Regions from separate parts of the Homo sapiens genome. Here region 2 is linked to region 1. A link is a loop called in an ENCODE intact Hi-C map of the cell type or tissue named here. Cell type or tissue: endothelial cell of umbilical vein. All regions are shown on one strand. Each heading gives the region's core, and the rest is flanking DNA. Links, peaks and the distances in the headings are about the cores only. Region 1 holds the start of POGK (pogo transposable element derived with KRAB domain). Region 2 has its middle 17 kb from the start of MIR3658.

Region 1 (9,993 bases), core at 885-8,884:
AGGCAGCCAAGCCACCCAAACCAACCTCCTCTTTTTGTTTTTAACTGTATTTCTTATTACAGTCATTAAAAATCCTACTCCAAAGCTCATCCTATTTAGTGATAAGAAGGCACTGGATGGCTTGTTTCAGGCTGGTTATTTTGTATTCTTGCCTTCAAAGCTATTTCCCAAAGCTGTATCTTGGGTCTGGGTGATTATGATACTGTTTTTCCTTAGCTTAGAAAATTAGTGTCCATATGCTATATAGCCTGCAGCCACTTCAGGGGTCAGGCCAACAGTCACTTACATACATTGGCCTTTCCTCCCTGACCCAAGGAAGCCCCCTTGTTCTCTCCCCACCTCCACAGCACCTCATACATAGGAAGCACGTACTAGGAAAGGGCCTGTAACTGCTTCATTTATTCCCTGCAATGGGCCTGTGGAGGAGTAGATACGCCTATTTTTTTTTTTTTTTTTTGAGATGGAGTCTTGCTCTGTTGCCCAGGCTGGAGTGCAGTGGCACGATCTTGGCTCACTGCAACCTCTGCCTCCTGAGTTCAAGCCATTCTCCTGCCTCAGCCTCCCTAGTAGCTGGGATTAGAGGCACAAGCCACCATGCCCCTACTTAATCAAGGAGAATATGGGCTTGGAGAGGTCTCATTTCCAGGCTAATGTCATAGCCAATAAATGGTGGGGTTGCGTTTTGGGGCCACCACCGCCTGACCCCAAGGATCCAGCAATACCGAGCACAGCTGCCTCCCTGATGACTAACCCTCAACTCTCCCCAGCTCTGTGCTCCACTTGTACTCAGCTGTGTGCAGTTCCCTGAACAACCATTCCCCAACGCCCCCACACCTTGGCCCATATTCTCCCCTGGCCTTGGAGGGCCTCCCCTTTCTTGGTCTGGCTGACACCCACCCATCTTCCAGGACTCAGCCCAAAATCCCTGCTCCCGAGGAAGCCCACTCTGTGCCACGCTGTGAGCACACCCACATGTCCCTGAAATGTCCTGGGCTCCACACTCCCGGGGCACTCATCACACTGCAGAATTCTTTTGGTTGACTTGTCTGCTCCCTCCACTAGAATCTGAGCTTGTTGAAAGCAGGACCTGTACTTACTCCTTTTTGCTTCCCTAAGCCGAGGACACTTCCTGTAGCTAGTAGTCACTGAAAAATGTGCTTTTGAATATACGATCTAGGCAAATCTCTGGATTTCCCTTCTCTTGTTCTACTTGGAACTGTTTCAAAGAATCATTAAATTTTATCTGTCATAAAACCAAACCTACTCTTTGGAGTAAGAATGGACAAACATCCCTAAGTGTGAAATATGAGGAGGTAAAATGGATTCGTCTTCAGGCTTTCCTCAGACTTCCTCACCCTGGAAAGCCAGTCAGCCCAGGAATTTTCCACCCTACTCCTTTCCCAATTCCCAGGCTTTTAAAGAACTGTCTCTTTGGCCTTTTTTTCTCCCTGGGAAGTTCCAGATCTAGGTCATACCTATTTATAGTCCCTTTCCCTTTGCTGATAAAATGGGAACAGGACTGTCTATGCCTGTCATTTCAGAGGGGCCATCAATACTCTTAGGGGGGGTAACATATTCTAGGCCTGGTAAAAACATCAGGTACCAGGAGCCCTGAAGCTGCAGGAAGAAAGCTGGGGGCTGGTGCAGGATTCATCTCTTCCTATTAATGACTGAGCCACGGAGGATCTTCAAACAAGCCCACATTATGCTCCAGAGGCACAGTGTAGTGGCTTAGACATTCTCCTCACAGCAAGCCTCTGTGAGAATGGAGCGATCCTTCAGCCAGGCCCTGCTGCGCAGGCCTCCCCTCGCTCCACAGAGGCCTTTTATCTGGCTCAACATAGCAGAAGGTAAACAGGGCCGGCCCCGGGCAAAACTGAGAAGTCAGGCAGTCTGTGTACCACCTCCAGACACCCCTCCTTGGCCTTGCAGGTAGGGACCTTCAGTCCCTGCCCTCCTCCCTTTCCTCAGAAGATCAAGGGCTCACTGGATAAGTGTTCTTCCTCTAGCTTGTGTGCACTGCCTTGCTCTGCTCAGGAAGTTGGCATTCCAATGCTATCTCAAAGGGTAAATGTTGTAAAGTGCTTACACCTTGCACAGCCTCGCTAAAGCCTTGCAGCCACCCAGCAAAGACGCAGGGATCTCGGGGGAAGGGGTTGGGGTAGTTTGTACTGATCCACTGATGGAGTGCCTGCTATGGGCCAAGCACTGTATAGGACACTCAATCATATAAATATATTCTCTCACTGAATCCGCTAAACTAGGGACATGGGGATCACTACCTCACTTTTATGGGTAAGGAAACAGAGTGGTTAAGTAACTTGTCCAAGGTCACAGAGCTAGAAAGTCTGATGCCAAAGCTTTGCTTTCTTAGCAGGCCACTCAGGCCTTAGCATGGTGGCTGTAGAGAGCCTGAGGCCTCCCTTAGAAAGATGGGCTAAGGCCTCATTCCACAGAGCTAAGGAGAAAGCTCAAACTCGCTGGCGTAGCACTGCATGTCCTCCTGGCTGGCTCTGGCCCCTGGCCTGGCCTCCTATACCTGATCCCCTTCCACTCCCTGCCATGAGTTTCAGGTTCCAGCTGCAGGAGCTGCTCCTAACTCTGCACCCAAGCTCCTCTCCTCAGTGCTTTTGCCTGTGCTGTCCTCTTGCCTGGAATGCAACCCCCTTCCCTTCCCTTGGCTGATTCCATAATGACTAAGACTCAGTTCAAAGCACATTTTTTATTTTTTCTACTTAAAATTGTATTTCTATTTCAATTCTATGGAATTTTATCCTAATATATTATCATAGTTCTTATGCTTGAAAAGCTTTCACTGATCACCCTAACATAATTCTCTATAACCAAAATACATATTTTAAAAACAGATTCTTTTCTTCTAATGCTCTAGAGCAGGGTTTCTCAACCTCAGCACAACTGACATTTTGGGCCAGTTACCTCTTTGTTGTGTGTGTATGTGTGTGTGTGTGTGGTGGTGGGGGGGCATCCTGTGCACTGTAGATATCTAGCAGCTCCCCTGGCTTCTATCCACTAGATGCCAGGAGGATCTCCCAGTCCCCAACGCACCCCCACCAAGTCAGACCAACAAAAGTGTTTCCAGATATTGCCAAATATCCAGGGGTGGGGAAAGGGGGTAGTGTTTCTAGATGTTGCCAAATGTCCAGGGGTGGGGGCAAAATTGCTCACTGCTCAAGATTAGGCCTTGTCCAGGAAGCCCCGGAGTTCTCAGCCTGAATGAGGCATCCCCTCATCTTGGCTCCTGGTGCATCCTTGCAGACTTCCACCACTGCACTCTGCACACTGTGCTTACTATTACTTATGTTTACTTTCCTGCCTTGCTCACAAGACTGGAAATTCCATCAGGAAAAGAGTCTCTCTTTACGCCCAGCACTGTGCTTGGTAACTGTGGATGGATGGCTGATTGCCTGGAGGCCACAAATGCCCAATCCCCAGCACCACCAGCTGCTGGACTCCCTCCTCCAGCCCTTCTGGTTACTTCCTTCTTTTCCCACCTAAGCATGGTTGGTCTTCATCTTGCTCCTTCCTCACTGTCCCAACATTCACTTTCATTGCACCTGTTCTCCAAGGCTCTCCATTTAGATGTTCTGGGTTGACCAATCTAGCCTCAAAGCCCTGAGTTTTGACTGCCTTGAGTTCTTGTTCCAGGCTAAATAGACCTGACGCCTGCTTGGATCAGAATTGGGAAGAAGGATGTGGTGGGCAAAGAACACTGATGAGACAAAGGCAGCGCGGTGTCCACAGCTAGACTGGCAAACTGAGAGCCTGTGGTTGCACTGTTTTTTTTTTTTTTAAATTAAGGTATAGCATACATATGGTAAAATGCATTACTTTTAAGGGTGCAGCTCAGGAGACCTGTTTTGAAGAACAAATGTCAGTGTTCATGTGTAACCTTAGGGCAAGGCAGATAATCTTTCTGCATCCCAGTTCTCTCCTCTGGTAGGGAACAATTTAGAAGTACCATGCTTGTATGGATAGGGGCTCTTCATGGAAGCAAAGGATACTATGTATACTGACAATGTTTATACACAACGGAAAATAAGCAGAGAAAAGGAATGTCAATTTGTTGCTTATTTAAAATGTTTACTATTCATGCCTAATTACCACGAAGTCCAGTAACTACGGTGAATAACTATCTGTAACTATAAGTATCTACTGCATTTGCATTTGTATAAACCGACCTCTATCATACTATTCTGCGTGTATACCCTGAATCTCTGTATTCCCTGCTGCCCACCATTTCTATCCAGGTCAGCTGGACAGGCAGCTCTCCTGTGTCAACTGTGGTAAGAGGTGCTCACACAGAACCAACTAGCCTAACCTCTCATGTCAACCCAATGACTCGAGTCTTATTTAAAATGGTTCCCTTCAACCAGCAGTAAGTCAACAAACATTTACTTGGTGCCTACAATGTGCCTGGCATCAAACGCAGTGCAGGATAAGTGGGTGAACGAGAGAGACAAGGTCCTGGCTTCTAGGACTTCCAATTGAACGATGACAAGCTACATGGCTGAGGGACTGTTTCCATAACACCTCCTCCATTCTTTGCACTGCCTTTTAAAGCCACAGAGCTGTTTTCTCAGGAATGCAAACACACCGGGCTGGGCTATTTTTACTTCCCACGTCTGTCTGAGGAGGAGACTTAAAGCAAGCTGGGCTCTCAGGCCTGCATCTGCTGGCTGTGTGGACTCCACACCTTCTTACTTACCCATCCGCCCTCAGAGCAGATTCGTACTTTCTGCATGTCTGCCGGGCCGTCCTCTAGTTCCCGGCTCTGAATCTCTTCTTCCTCTTCCTCTTCTTTCAGGCTCAAATTGAGAGGGTAGGCTGTGGACTCCATCTCTGCAAGCAAGATTCAGGTTCAGAAAAACCAGGTGTCACTGTGACCTCCCCAAAGCCTATGATGGGGGAGGCTGAGCCACATACAAACCTCTTTAGCCCCAAGCACTGTTCCCGCTGGAGGGAAGTAAGGAAACAAGAGTCGGCCAGGAAGCTACAGGGTGACATGTTTAATTATGATAAGAGAGGCTGTGGGTAGATAACGTATCTGGCTGCCTTCAAATATTTAAAAAGCTATCTGGGGAAGAGAACCCAGACTGGTTTGTAGAGACTGGACGGCAGAACAGAGGCCGGCCAGTGGATAAATACTCCTGGAAAAGGTTTTAAGCAGTGAGAAAGGCAGTACTTTCTCACAGCCAGTGCCACCCAAACAGGAATCAGAGGCAGGGGAAAGGTGCTGATTTCCTATCAGTGAAGGTGTCTGAACACAGATTGGACACTTACTCAACTGGAATGGGTGCTAGAAGCCAGTTAAGCATGGGCGGAGCGGTTGGCTCAGTAGGCCCATTGCCTGGATTTTCCAAATTCAAAGGTTCTGTCCACGAGCTGGTTCAGAAAATAGGGTCATTCTACCTTAAGGGACTTTGCAAACGCAGGAGTCAGTGAAACATAGTGAGGGTTATGCCTGGATACCCAAAAAGGTGCAGAAATCGGCTGGGGCCCACCCCGACAGGGAAATAACCCATTGCCTCTGGGCTGCAAATTCTCTATTCGCTGACTCTTGGCCAGTACAAAGGGCCGCACTCCTGCCCTCTATGGGCGCGGGCAATTCCTAGGTGTGGAGTGCGGATGCATCTTGAGGGCTGCATCGGGGAACCTCCAAAGAAAAGATCCCTCTGGAGTTCAAAGTCGGTTCCTTCGATATTTCCAAAAAAGATAGGCGAACGCGGCATGGATGGGTCTAGGCTTCAGATGCCTGCAGCTGGGGCCCGAACTTGGCGGCGGTCTCCCTGCCGGCTCCGGGGCAGAGGTGGGAGGGGCCGCCTCCCCGCGCTAAGGTGCCGCAACCAGGGCCGCCGCCCGCCCTGCCCCGCCTGCGCCACCGCCGCCGCGCCCCCGGGCGCGTTCGGATTTCTCCAGCCATCTTGCCCCATTTCCCTTTCTCCGCGGAACCGCGCCGGGAGCGCTTCCGCTGCCCCCTCCGCCCGGCCCGCCTCCCCACCTGGCCCCCTCCCGGCCCCAGCGCACCTGCCGGGCGGCGAGAGCCGGCGCCGCCCGCCTCCCCGGCGGGCCCGCAACAAAGGCGGCGGCGGCGGCGGCGCAGCCTCGGCGCCCCCGCCTCTGCCGCGGCCCAGCCGCCCGGGACCCGGGGGAGGGGCCGCGCCGCCGCCGCCCCCGCCCGCGCGCACTCACCGCCGGGCCCAGCGGCCAGGGCGCGGGGTGGGGACGCGAGGGCTCCGGCCCGGCTGTCACAGCGCCATCCTTTCCGCCTCTCCGTCCTCCCGTGCGCGCGGCCCCTCGGGAGGGAGCGGGGAGGACACGTGGTGGGAGGAGGGAGGGTCCGGCCCGGAGCTGAGGGTGTTGGGAGGCGAGGGGAGGAGCGCGGCTGATGTCAGCAGGCCTCGGCGGCGCCGGGGGACGGCGCCCGCGCGAGCTCCGGGGCCCTCCTCTAGGCGCGGCTTCCGGCCGGTCCGGGCAGTCCCTGGCGGGCCTGGGTAGCCGTGCCCTCGGCCTTCCCCGCCCCGCCCGATGCAGGCCGCTTCCAGTGCTGCGTGTGACCTCGGCGTGGACGAGGCAGGAAGAGCCCAGATTGATTTTAACCGAGCGTAGCGTGGGCGCACAGTTCCATGTGCTCATTTGCAGTCACCAGCGGGTTGCACTTGCTTGGACGAGCTCTCCAGGCGTTCTCGCCGTGCTTCAGGCAATGAAAGGCTAGACCGGCAAGAGCGTGTAGGGGCATGAGGAGGGGTCTTTGGGGAAGAGTATTCGTATTCTGGCAGCGGGCTCCTGTCCAGAACTTCGTCATATACATGGAGAAGGAACTTCCTGATTTTTGTAGCTGTTGCTTAATATCCCAAGCATGTAATTCCTTGGATGAAGTGGGTGTATAGAAGGACCTTTCTTCTCCAAAACGTCCAAAGGAGTTGTTTACTCTCAGCTCTGTGGGCAATACAACAAAAGTGACCTGAGAAGCCCTGAAGCCCTTTTCATTCCAGAAAAAGATTCTGGGTATGGGTTTTTGTTGAGAACTTGTTGAAGAAAAAATTATTCTGACACTTGTTAAAACAGTAAGGAAGACTTTATACAGGGTTATTGCTATAGGTGTAAAGATGATCACACTGGGGGGAGAGATGAGGTCTAACACGGAATACAGTAAGGACAGCTGGGGATGTATAGCCAAGGAGCAGAACGAAGGGGTCAGTAGATGGAAAGTTACTGATACGAGACATCAAGCACCTAGAGGGATTCTTGCTGAACCCACTTAACAGGATTCTTGCTGAAGGCAGGCTAGGGCGATCAGATATCAAGGGTGGGGGAATGAGAAATTTGATCAGATATCCAGGGTGATCAGATATCAAGGGTGGTGATTTCTCTCTAACCTAACTTAGCAGGGTTCTTGCTAAAATAGAGCTGGGCAGGCCAAAGGTTCGGGGTGAGTGGTCAGGGGACCAGGGTGGAGGCCTGCTGAAGAAGAGGACTTAAGCCTGATTAAACTTTGGTCAAGGAAAGAGTCCGTCAAACTCTTCAGATTGTCTCTGAGACCTGAATATCTGTTGGAAAAGACCTGTCTTTCCAAGTTTTTGTGGCCACTACTACTTACATGTGAATTTTACTTCTCTCAGTCATGGGAGAGGTCACTGTGCACTGTGCTCTTAACACGTAAAATGTAGCATGACATAACGTACACATCTTGGAAGTGCAATCACGGTGACAACCCAAGACCGTAGAAGATCTAATCTGTGGGTGGAAAAGATCGTTCAAATATTGGGAGGGAGGCTAGAATTTACTTTTTTGTTTTAATGAACAATTATTTTTGTGTAAAAGTAAGTATTTGTAGAACAGGAGTGACATGTTAGTTTGAATTGATTGACATTGCCCTCTTAATTTTTCTGAGGAAATGGCAGATTCAAACAGAAAGTGAGGAGGACATTAGGAAGGGAGAAGAGTAATAGGGATGTTGCTGGCACCCCAGCATCTTAGAAAAGAAATTAATACAGTTTTGAGATAGACACACACACACACACACACACAGACACACACACACGAAAAACCCTACTATGTTAGAGTTTTAGTCTCTGAGAGCCCTAATGTTCTCATGGGCTTGGATTAGGTGTCCCTGGGAAGAAATTAAGAGTGACCCACCCGAATTCTTGACTTTGAGCCCACAGCCCCATGATCTCAATTACTGTTAGAGGATCTTAGAGGATCCACCTTTTTACGGGTCTGTAATTGCTAACAAGACTTACTCTAGGAGCAACGTGCTGGCCTAGGCACAATACACTACAGACTCATGTTTAAGTGGTTTTCTAAGTCATTGTGCTTCTCTTTGCTGGTGTTTCATCTGCAAAAAGAGAGTTGAACCATATATTGTCCTAACATTCTCTCAGCTCTGTTATTGTTCCCATTCTCCATAAGACTTTATCTGAGTCTGAATGGGGAGTGATTGAAGCCAGTCTTTGAGACAGTGCATTACTCTGGTAATTCAATAGGATGAGTTTCTCTTAGTTGGTGGCTAATATCAGCCGAACATCCATTTAATCAACATAATAGTTCTTTAATGATGCTGTTGGTCTGACTTCATCCTTCCTCCTATTGAATTATTATAGTACCCAAACTATAGGAATTCCAAAGAGCCTCAAATTTTACAAAATACTCATTTCTAACTGTAGTGTTCCCTGGTGAATACACATTTCTGATTTCCTTCAGCAGAGGCCCCATGGCCAGGTCAATATAGCCACGGGCCCACATACGTCTGTTCCTCGGGGACCGCTGTAGACTGAAGTAATAGTCTTGGTACTTTGTGTCCCTGTGGTAGTGTTATAAGCCACACCTTTGCTGAAGTGTCATGTGCAGAATGTACTTCAATGCACCTTCACTTGGCCTGCTTCTATGGTGAGCTTCAGCCAATGGAATGTGGGAGGAAGTGACTGTGTGTGAGTCCTGAGTCCTAAGAGGCCTCAGAAGTTTCTCTTTGCACCTCTGGGAGCTTTTGATCTCTGCTATGACAAAAGCATGCTTAAGTAGTCACTGCCCCTCCAACTTAGGCATCAGAAGGAGGCATGTGTTACAGAGCTATCCTTGCTAATATGAAGACCAGTGACCATTAGAAGAGATTATTGTTGTTTTAAGCTACTGAGTTCTGGGGTGCCTTGTTATAGAGCAATTTTAAGGGTGTAGCTTATTGAGATGATGACAAGAGGCAACCTTGGCCTTAGGGCTCCCAGTCTTGGCCCTCAAGGAGTTGCTCTGAAGCAGGAGAAGGAGAATTGACCATTTTGTGGTACATATCCTCAGGTATGTGGACAAGGAAATCCTAGATGGGGAGGAAAGGAGGAGAGAACCAAATGGGGAAGGAGCATCACTGCTGACTGTATCTTTCTCTTTCCTGGGATTCTGGCACTTCAGAGGAAGAGCAAGATATGAGCCCTAGCCCTAGAAATTACCCCATAAGAAGCCAGGCATGCTGGCTTGTATCTGTAATCCCAGCTACTCAGGAGGCTGTAGGAGGATTGCTTGAGGCCAGGAGTTCAAAACCAGCCTGAGCAACATAGTGAGACCCTATCTGTTTTCAAAAATATTACCCAATAAAGCCAGAAGTTATTCCTGGGACATCTTGATAAAATGGTAAGGAAAATCCTGCTCTGGTCAGTTCCTTGGAAGGACTTAGAAGTTCTTGGAGAGGAGGTGTGTTGTTAGAGCACCTCAGAGAGTTAAGGAACACTCAGTGGTTTCTTTAGAAGAGGAAAGGGAATTATAACACTTAGGGTCATACTATTATAGCTACTGTAACAAACAGACCCCAAATGCATAAAGGCACAAACACAACAGAAGTGTGGTTGATGTAATAGTCCAGCGTGTTTCTGCCACAGGTGACTCCTGATGCCGTGATTTAGGATCCGTGTTCCTTCTGTCTTTTGGCTTTGTCGCCACCTGGGGCCTGTGGTTTTCTCCATCTGCCAGAGTGAAGGGGAGAGA
Region 2 (9,993 bases), core at 591-8,590, 920 kb after region 1:
TTGTCCAAGATTATACAATTAATAAGAAGTGAAACTTGGATTTTTAAAAAATAAATGTCTTTTATTGAAATATTTTACAGAAAAGATTGCAAATCCTAAGTGTACATCTCGAGAGAGTATCACAAAGAGAACACACCCAGTAACTACCACCCAGATCAAGAAACAGAATCTTACCATTCTGAAGCCCCTCTCATGCCCCTCCCCAACCCCTTCCCTTCCCTCCTCCCCACAGTAAGAACTATCCTGACTTTTAACTCCATAGACTAGTTTTTGGAGTTGAGGTTTGCATCCAGGTCTGTGGCCAGGATCTGTAGTAGGCACAGTAATAGGTGGATGGCTGTCTGCAGTCTGATAGGGTCTGTGCAGGATTGCCAAGATTGTTTTCCCCAGCTGCATCCCATTCTGTGCTGTTCTCCTTCAATTTCCTTGGGGGGGTGGGGGCGGGGGCTTGTGGGAGACAGGTGCTAGCTCTAAAGAGGACCTCTGGAAACAAGTGAGGGAGCCACCTGTGTCCAGTGTGGAAGAGAGTCCCTTCCTGTGCTCAAGGAGCTGGCTATGCACTAGGCTGCAGTCAATGAGGTTTGCTACATCCCATCTTTAGGAAAATATGATTTAATGACAAGAATGTCCTTTTGGAGAGAGCAAATCAATAGCTCTGGGCAGTATCTTTGGACAGGTTTAGCCATATTCTCAAAGTAAAGGGTTTCAATCTGTGAAATGTGAAGAAAACTCTATAGTCATTACCAAAAAAAAAAAAAATAGACTTCAGTTAGTCAACTGGATAATAAGACTCAAGACTCACTCCCACCCCTCTATCCCACCCCCTGGCTCGTGTTCTGAAACAAAAGCAAAAAATAAGCACAAATTGTGCTGAGAAAATGATTAGCTTGGGCTCCTTTGAAGCCCTAAGTCACAAGCATCAGCCCATCTGCCGCTTGCCTTCACCCCATATTTTAGCCAAATCTTCACACGGAATTCCATGGTCCCAGGCTTTGCTGACCACTCCCCTCTCAGGAAGTCTTCTGTTTCCTCTGTCCCATCATTCAGATCAAGATGGACCTCTAACTTTCTCAAGTGGCCTCCAGCAAGATTCTGCTCTCCTTACCAGACAGTCCTGACTGGGGTGCTGTATTGCTAACTGGAAATAGCTTAAAGGGTTGTCCCTCTCGGAGGCAGCATCCTTCCTCTCAAAAGCTACTCTGAGTTTAGGGAACAGCCACCTTAAGGGAGACTTAGGCCAAGCCACAGAGACAGGTAAAATGAAATGTGGATGCTTCCATAGCATCTAAGTTGGAAATGTGCCTTTAAAATGCAGATATCAGCTGGGCGTGATGCCTCACACCTGTAATCCCAGCACTTTGGGAAGCCAAGGCAGGCGGATCACCTGAGGCCAGGAGTTTGAGACCAACCTGGCCAACATGGTGAAACCCCATCTGTACTAAAAATACAAAAATTAGCTGGGCATGGTGGTGAGTGCCTGTAATCCCAGCTACTCAGGAGGCTGAGGCAGGAGAATTGCTTGAACCTGGAGGGCAGAGGTTGCAGTGAGCCAAGATCGCACCGCTGCACTCTAGCATGGGCAACAGAGTGAAACTCTGTCTCAAAAATAATAACAATAAATAAAATGCAGATATGAATGACAAGGTCCCAAATAGGGATATTATAAGGAAACACAAACCCAGGCTAAGGGCCGAGGTGCTCACCTGCTGGTCAGGTGAACAGGGACTTCCACGGAGTAGCTCCGTGGAGAGCCGAGCACTGTAAAGATATCCAGGAGGGAGAGGGTTGGAGAACAGAACTCAGTCTTTGAGATAGCATGACATGGGGGAGGCAGCAGGGTGTAAGGGTATTGGGTTTACATTCTGCAGGCAGAAAAACACGGGTTCAAATTCCGGCTTCTCCATGTATTGCTGACGACATAATTTACTTAACATCTCCTAAAGCTCAATTCCCTTTATGGAAAGAGGGGTAATTCAATCTACCTCACAGGATTCAAATGAGGTTTAAAACAAAACAATGCATTTCAGTGACAGGCATACAGTAGAGGCTAACTAGATAAATGGTTGATGAACGAAATGAATGCGAGAAATTACAATTGCGCCCCCTGGTGAGGTTTTGAAGCCTAGCACATTGGAGAATGACAAGCACATGGGAGATAGTGTCATTACAGGATGTGTCAATGTGTCATGGCCAATACTTACACACACACACACACACACACACACACACAGTCTACCTCTGCCAGATTCTCCTTGCTGCTACAGCAGCAAATAGAAATGACCATGTATTAGTCCTTTCTCCTTATTCTCACACATACACAAATGCAACCAAGAGAAAAATCTCCACATCTAAGTGTGTCCAAAAGTCATATCCAAGTTCTGTATTATCAAATATCTATTAGCAAACTCAACAAAAATAAACGATGGAGAAAAGATTCCCTATTCAATAAATGGTGCCGGGATGACTGGCTATACATAGGTAAAAGAATAAAACTGGACTCCTACCTATCACCACATACAAACAATAACTCAAGACGGATTAACGACTTAAATGTAAGACCTCAAGCTATAAGAATCCTAAAAGAAAGCTTAGGAAATACCCTTCTCAATATTGGCCTTGGCAAAGAATTTATGACTAAGTCCTCAAATGCAACTGCAACAAAAACAAAAATTGACAAGTGGGACCTAATTAAACTAAAGAGCTTCTGCACAGCAAGAGAAACCATCGAGGAAGTAAAGAGACAACCTACAGAATGGAAGAAAATATTCACAAACTATGCATCTAACAAATGTCTAAGACCCAAAATCGATATAAAAACTTAAATCAATAAGCAAAAAGCAAATAACCTCATTAAAAGTTGACAAAAGACATGGACAAACACTTCTAAAACGAAGACATACAACCAGCCAACAAACATATGACAAAATGCTCAACAACACTAATCATCAGAGAAATGCAAATCAAAACCACAATGAGATACCATCTCTCGCCTGTCAGAGTGACTTTTGTTAAAAAGTCAAAAAATAACAGGTGCTAGCAAGGCTATGGAGAAAAGGGAACACATATGCTGTTGGCAAGAATGCAAATTAGTCTAGCCACTGTAGAGAGCAGTTTGTAGATTTCTCAAAGAAGTTAGGCTGAACTACTATTTGTCCCAGCAATCCCATTACCAGATATATGCCCAAAGGAAAATAAATCATTCTACCAAAAGGATACATGCACCCATATGTTCACTGCAGCACTATTCACAATAGCAAAAACATGGAATCAACCCAGGTGCCCAACAACAGTGGACTGGATAAAGAAAATGTGGTATATATTCGCCATGGAATACTACACAGCCATAAAAAAGAACAAAATCAGCTGGGCGCGGTGGCTCCTGCCTGTAATCCCGCACTTTGGGAGGCCGAGGCAGGCGGATCACGAGGTCAGGAGATCGAGACCATCCTGGCTAACACGGTGAAACCCCATCTCTACTAAAAATACAAAAAATTAGCCAGGTGTGGTGGCGGGCGCCTGTAGTCCCAGCTACTCGGGAGGCTGAGGCAGGAGAATGGTGTGAACCTGGGAGGCGGAGCTTGCAGTGAGCCGAGATTGCACCACTGCACTCCAGCCTGGGGGACAGAGCGACACTCCGTCTCAAAAAAAAAAAAAAAAAAATCATGTCCTTTGCATCAACATAGATGCAGCTAGAGGCCATTATCCTAAGTGAAGTAACACAGAAACAGAAAACCAAATACCACATGTTCTCACTTATAAGTGGGAGCTAAACATTGCATATACATGGACATAAAAATGCCAACAACAGACACTGGGGAATATTAGAGGAGGGACTGAGGGAGGGGCGCAGGGGCTGAAAAACTACACATTGGGTACTATGGTCTCTACCTGGGTGATGGATTCAGTCATACCCCAAACCTCAGCATCACACAATATACCTTTGTAACAAACCTGCACAGGTACCCCCAATTCTAAAATAAAGGCTGAAACAGAAAAAAAAAAATATCTATTAGCAAACCAGATGGTGCTGTTGGTGCTGTTGTTGACTGCATGATCAAATAAATCTCTAACATAAAACAGCAGAGAACAGGTTAAAACCCCCTCAGAGGAAATGCTATTCTAAAAATAGTCTCTCTTTGGTCCCCATTCCCACCCCAGCAGCCCCCTGACACATGCACATACACACACACACCAATGTGTGTGCATGGAAAGCTCACCTTAACTGAAGTTTTAAAAACACCAGTTTGATCAAATCAATAAAGACATTTTTAAAATAGACTCTGAAAGAAAATGGCCCTAAGGATCTCGCTGGGGTGTTCTTTGGCGCAGCAGGCGATAAGCATGGTGACTGACATTTCCAGTCTTTCCTCCTCCCCTCTCATGCCACCAATCATGAACAGGCACTTTAAGTCTCCCATCACCTTGAGAAGGGGTCAGTCTCCTTTCCTCAAGCATGAGAGAAGATGGCAAAGCTCTCTCTACCATTCAGTTCCTTTATTGGTCCTGAAAAGTGAGTGACAGTGGCTTTTCTTCTCGGAAGCTTATCTCAGGGGTTAGAGCAGCATCATACCACACCCATTCTTAATCTCCTCTTCCTCAGGGTCCCTGCCCGGAAAAGGAAAGTGCCCCTCTCCACAGTCTGGAGCATAACCCTCCCACAGGGCCACCCTTCTTGGATGCCAGGCTGACACCTCCCCAGAGAGTGTCAGAGCACAATGTTCAGCCCAACACTTTAATGACACTGCTGTTTCCTGGCTCTCAGATTTGTCCGAAACTGCCTGGTATACCTCGGCTTACTGTGGGTCTCCTCTTCTGGAAGAGTGTACATTCTAGTTAATTCAGTAAATGCCCATGGTGCACCCAAACTTCCTAGACTCTGAGGGCATTTTAGGGAAATTTATATTAACAATTATTTTAAAGCTTCATAAATATATGGCACTTATGAATTTTCAAAAGTACTTTGATCTTCATTACTTTGCTTAAATCTGACACAATCCTATGAGGTAGAAAGGACTTGATATTATCATCCCTAAATAAAGAGATTAAAGATTAGAGAGTGGTTAGTCCAGGGTTATGCAAATAGTCTACTGCAAAGCCTGGGTGGTCTCTGGCAGGCAACAGTAAAGCCATATGCACATGAAACAGGTGTATGAAGAGGTGGGTGAGACTGAGACTGAGAGGGTGGATGGTGCAGGTCCTGTAAGTTTCCTTCTCACAGACTGACCAATCTGAGTTCTACAGGAAAGCCACCCACAGTTCCTCCTTGTTGAGACCCCCTAGATCTAGGAGTTGGGATTGTACCTCTTTGTGCACATTCCATTCTGCCTTGTACAAGAGTTGTGTCTATATGTGAGGGGCCACTGGCCATTTATGAGGTCCTGGAAGGCAGGGAGGGCTTGGCACAGTACCTGGCACATGATAGGTGCTCTCTAGTGTGTTTGAATTGACCGTCCTCCAGCTGTTCTGAAGGTTAAAACAGGACTTTGCTGTGCTGTGGCTCATTCTCACCCTCTAGTGGCCACTTTTAAGAATAACGGACCACAGATGGAGCTGAGCTTCCAAAGCCAATCAGGAGGCACTGCCATGCCTAGGCCACAGTCCACCTTCTGGTCAGGAGAAACTCAGTTATCAATGGAACTCTTTAAAAATACATGTGCATCTCGGGCCGGGCGCGGCGGCTCACGCCTGTAATCCCAGCACTTTGGGAGGCCGAGGCGAGTGGATCACGAGGTCAAGAGATCGAGACCATCCTGGCGAACATGGTGAAACCCCGTCTCAACTAAAAATACAAAAATTAGCTGGGCGTGGTGGTGCGCGCCTGTAATCCCAGCTACTCGGGAGGCTGAGGCACGAGAATCGCTTGAACCCGGGAGGCGGAGCTTGCAGCGAGCCGAGATTGCACCACTGCACTCCAGCCTGGCGGCAGAGCGAGACTGCATCTCAAAAAAAAAAAAAAACAAAACAAAAAAACGTGTGCATCTCTGCTAGCGAGGCGTCTGGCTCTAAAGCAAAAGTCAAATAAGGAAATCAGCCAACTGTTTATCAGGCACTGACTACGTGGCAAGTACCCTGCCAGGACACATGAGATACAGGAAACACAGTTGCTGACCGTAAAGGAGCCCACAATTTAATGTGAAGTAACACTCCACCGCCCAGGCATCCCAGCATGCTTCACATACAAAGAACAATGGAAGTTTTAGAACTCCAAGCAACATTTGATGCTGTGAACAAAGCAGAATTTCTCTGGAGGAGAAAGTTTGAAAAAACCAATGAGACACTTTTTTTTTTTTCATTATCATGGTTCAGATAACCAGAAAACCTTCCTGCTACAAAATACCTACAAGTTCCACATAAAATACAAAAAAGATAATAATAATGAAGTCCTGCTTAATGCATAGCTGAGCATATAAGAAAATGACATTAGACAAGGGCCAAGAATAGCAATTTAAAACATTAGTATAAAACACAATCAAAAATCAACAAGCAGATTTGGACTATAATGAAATGGTTTTTCTAAAAGCCAAAAATATGGTCACTGAAATTAAAAACTTGGTAAGTTTTAAACAGCAAACTAAACATGGGTGAAGAGCGAGTAACTAAATTGGAAATGATCTAAGGAGCTTAGCTACAATGTAGCTTGAGAGATAAAAAGATTAAAAATAAGGCAGGGCACAGTGGTACATATCAATAATCCCATCACTTTGGGAGGACAAGATGGGTAAATCGCTTGAGTCCAGGAGTTCGAGACCAGCCTGGGCAACATAGTGAAACCCCATCTCTACAAAAAATACAAAAATTAACCGGTCATGGCGGCTCACGCCTGTGGTCCCAGCTACTTAGGAGGCTGAGGTGGGAGGATCACTTGAGCCCAGGAGGTTGAGGCTGCAGCAAGCCATGATCACTCTACTGCATTTCAGCCTGGGCTATAGAGTGAGACCCTGTCTCAAACAAACAAACAAACAAAAAACAGATTAAAAATAAAATAAGAGAGTAAGAGACTTAGAAGAAAGAGCAAAAGGTCCTATGTACATGGAACCACAGATCAAAAGATAGAAAACAGAGAGAAAAGTGAGAAGGCAACATTAGAAAAGATAATAGCTATAAATTTTCTAGAATAGATGAAACACATAGAACTCGCCTTCAGGAAGCACATGCCCTAAGTAGGGTAAATAAAAATAAATCCACATTTCAACACATCATAAGAAATTGCAAAACATCAAAGAGAAATCTTTTTAAAAGACAGAAAACAGAAGACCAATCTATCCAAAATGTTGAGAGAAACAGCTAAATTATAACTCAAGAATGAGGGTAAAAAAAGGCATTTTCCAACAAAGAGTGTCCCACTAATAATTCTGACAAATAATTATGAAAAAAATGTGTGTTATGAAGAAAACTGAATCCATAACCAAGATTGACAATGCAAAATAAAATAGTGAACAAAGTCATTAGTAATAATCTGGGAAAATCTAAATGAGCACTGACAGGATAAAACAGTAATCGTAACTAATGTCAAGAATATAAAAGCAAGGTGGAACTATAATACTTAACATCAATAACATGTAAGATAGACAGAGTGGTCAGAGTTTAAGCTTTCAAAGCTTTCATATTGTTTAGGAAGAGGAGAGAAATACTGATTAAATTCAGATTTTGTCAACTATCCATGTCAATTTTAAAAGATGGCCACTAAAGTAAGAAAAATATAATGTGTGTAATTTTCAACCCTAAAAAGAGGATAAAAGTGAACATAAAAAATCTCAACTTTTGGTTAAACAGGATAGGTTGAACCACTGTTTTCTCTCTGCTGTCTTCTAACACCACTCTAAAAATAGTGAATTTAGCAAGATTGCAGAATAAAAGACCAATATATAAAAATCAATTGTATTCTTATATGCTTGCAATAAACAATCGTTAAGTTGGACTTCTAAAAAAATACTATTCACAATAGCATCATAAAATATAAAATATGTAGGGATACATCTGATAAAAGATATTTAAGACTTATACATTTAAAACAATAAAACATTGCTGAGACACTTTTAAAGACCAAAATAAATGGATAGATATATCTTGTTCATAAATCAAAAGACATAACACTGTTAAAATGTCAGCTGTCCCCAAATTGATCTATGGATTCAACACCATCCCAATTAAAGTCCCAGCATTTTTTGTAGAAATTGACAAGCTGATTCTTTAAAATTTATATAGAAATGCAAAGAACTCAGAACTGCCAAAACGATTTTGACAAAAAATAAAGTTGGAGAGCTGACACTACTAGATTTCAAGATTTATTATAAAGCTACAGTAATTAAGACAGTGTGGTATAGATGTCAAGATAGACAAATCAATGGAACAGAGTCTAGAAACAGACCCACATATATGGACAAATGACTTTTTCACAAAGGAGCAAAGGCAATTCAAAAGAGAAAGGACAGTCTTCAATTATGGTGCTAAAACACATGGATAGCACATGTAAAATAATGATATTACCTCACACCATCTTAAAAAATTAACTTACCAGGTGCAGTGTTTCAGGCCAGTAATGCCAGCGCTTTGGGAGGCTGAGGCAGAAGGATTGCTTTAGCTCAGGAGTTTGAGACCAGCCTAGACAACATAGCAAGACCTTGTCTCAAAAACTCAAAAACTTAGCCAGTCATTGTGTTGCACAGCTGCAATCCCAGGTACTCAGGAGGCTGAGGCAGGAGAATCACTTGAGCCCAGGAGGTCAAGGCTGCAGTGAGCCATAATTGCGCCACTGTACTCCAGCTTGGGTGACAGAATGAAAAAAAATAAAAAAAAAACCCACCTAAAACTATAAAACTTTTAGAAGACAACACAAGAGAAAAACTTTTGTGGCTGGGAGTGGTGGCTCACACCTGTAATCCCAGCACTTTGGGAGGCAAAGGGAAGCAGATCACTTGAGGTCAGGAGTTCAAGACCAGCCTGGCCAACATAGTGAAACCCGTTTCTACTAAACATACAAAAATTAGTAGTGGTGGTGGGTGCCTGTAATCCCAGCTACTCAGGAGGCTGAGGCAGCAGAATTGCTTGAACCTAGGAGGTGGAGGTTTCAGTGACCCGAGATCATGCCACCGCACTCTAGCTGGGGCAACAGAGCGAGATTCCGTCAAAAACACACACACATACACACACACACACACACACACACACACACACACACAAAAAAAAAAAAAAAAAAAAAAACACTGGCTGGGCATGGTGGCTCACGCCTGTAATCCCAGCACTTTGGGAGACCTAGGTGAACAGATCATGAGGTCAGGAGTTCGAGACCCGCCTAACCAACATGGTGAAACCCTGTCTCTACTAAAAATACAAAAATTAGCCGGCTGTGGTGGCATGCACCTGTAGTCCCAGCTACTCAGGAGGCTGAGGCAGCAGAATTGCTTGAACCTAGGAGGTGGAGGTTTCAGTGACCCGAGATCATGCCACCGCACTCTAGCTGGGGCAACAGAGCGAGATTCCGTCAAAAACACACACACATACACACACAAAAAAAAAACAAAAAAAATAAAAAAAATAAAACACTGGCTGGGCGTGGTGGCTCACACCTGTAATCCCAGCACTTTGGGAGACCCAGGTGAACAGATCACGAGGTCAGGAGTTCGAGACCCGCCTAACCAACATGGTGAAACCCTGTCTCTACTAAAAATACAAAAATTAGCAGGCTGTGGTGGCATGCACCTGTAATCCCAGCTACTCAGGAGTCTGAGGCAGAACAATCGCTTGAACCTGGGAGGTGGAGGCTGCAGTGAGCCGTGATTGCACCACTGCACTCCAGCCTGGGCAACAGAGCGAGAATCCATCTCAAAAAAAAAAAAAAAAAAAGTGACATTAGATTATGCGAAGATTTATTAGCTATGGCACCAAAGCAAAATTGATAAGTCAGACTTCATCAAAATTTAAAACAAGAGCTTTCTAAAAACAGTGTCGTTTAAGAAAAGAAAGACAAGCCATGGAATAAGAGAAAATACTTGC

Evidence for each region. Hi-C counts contacts between places; a loop is a spot of excess contacts. Peaks named below come from ENCODE experiments on the same cell type or tissue, not always from the same donor. Only the 100,000 strongest peaks of a DNase experiment are listed, where the experiment ranks them.
Region 2: it touches region 1 in a loop (5-fold over the local background); 5 of 110 quality-filtered maps call a loop at or near these places.

Annotation. Positions count from the first base shown.
Region 1 is chr1:166,835,822-166,845,814 of GRCh38, reverse strand. POGK (pogo transposable element derived with KRAB domain) reads right to left here and starts at 6,340. Exons shown (of 6, transcript NM_017542.5): 1 at 6,211-6,340; 2 at 4,727-4,860. The coding sequence starts at 4,858. RefSeq lists silencers at 5,815-6,054, 6,155-6,584. In endothelial cell of umbilical vein, for the core only: a CTCF peak has its summit at 5,645; DNase peaks (open chromatin) are centred at 5,034 and 6,434; H3K4me3 peaks cover 2,292 bases; H3K27ac peaks cover 1,061 bases.
Region 2 is chr1:165,920,393-165,930,385 of GRCh38, reverse strand. No RefSeq gene overlaps it. Among named protein-coding and RNA genes, the nearest start is that of MIR3658, 17 kb to the right of the region's middle. RefSeq lists a silencer at 2,004-2,113. In endothelial cell of umbilical vein, for the core only: CTCF peaks have their summits at 2,092 (motif pointing left) and 5,523 (motif pointing left); a DNase peak (open chromatin) is centred at 5,505.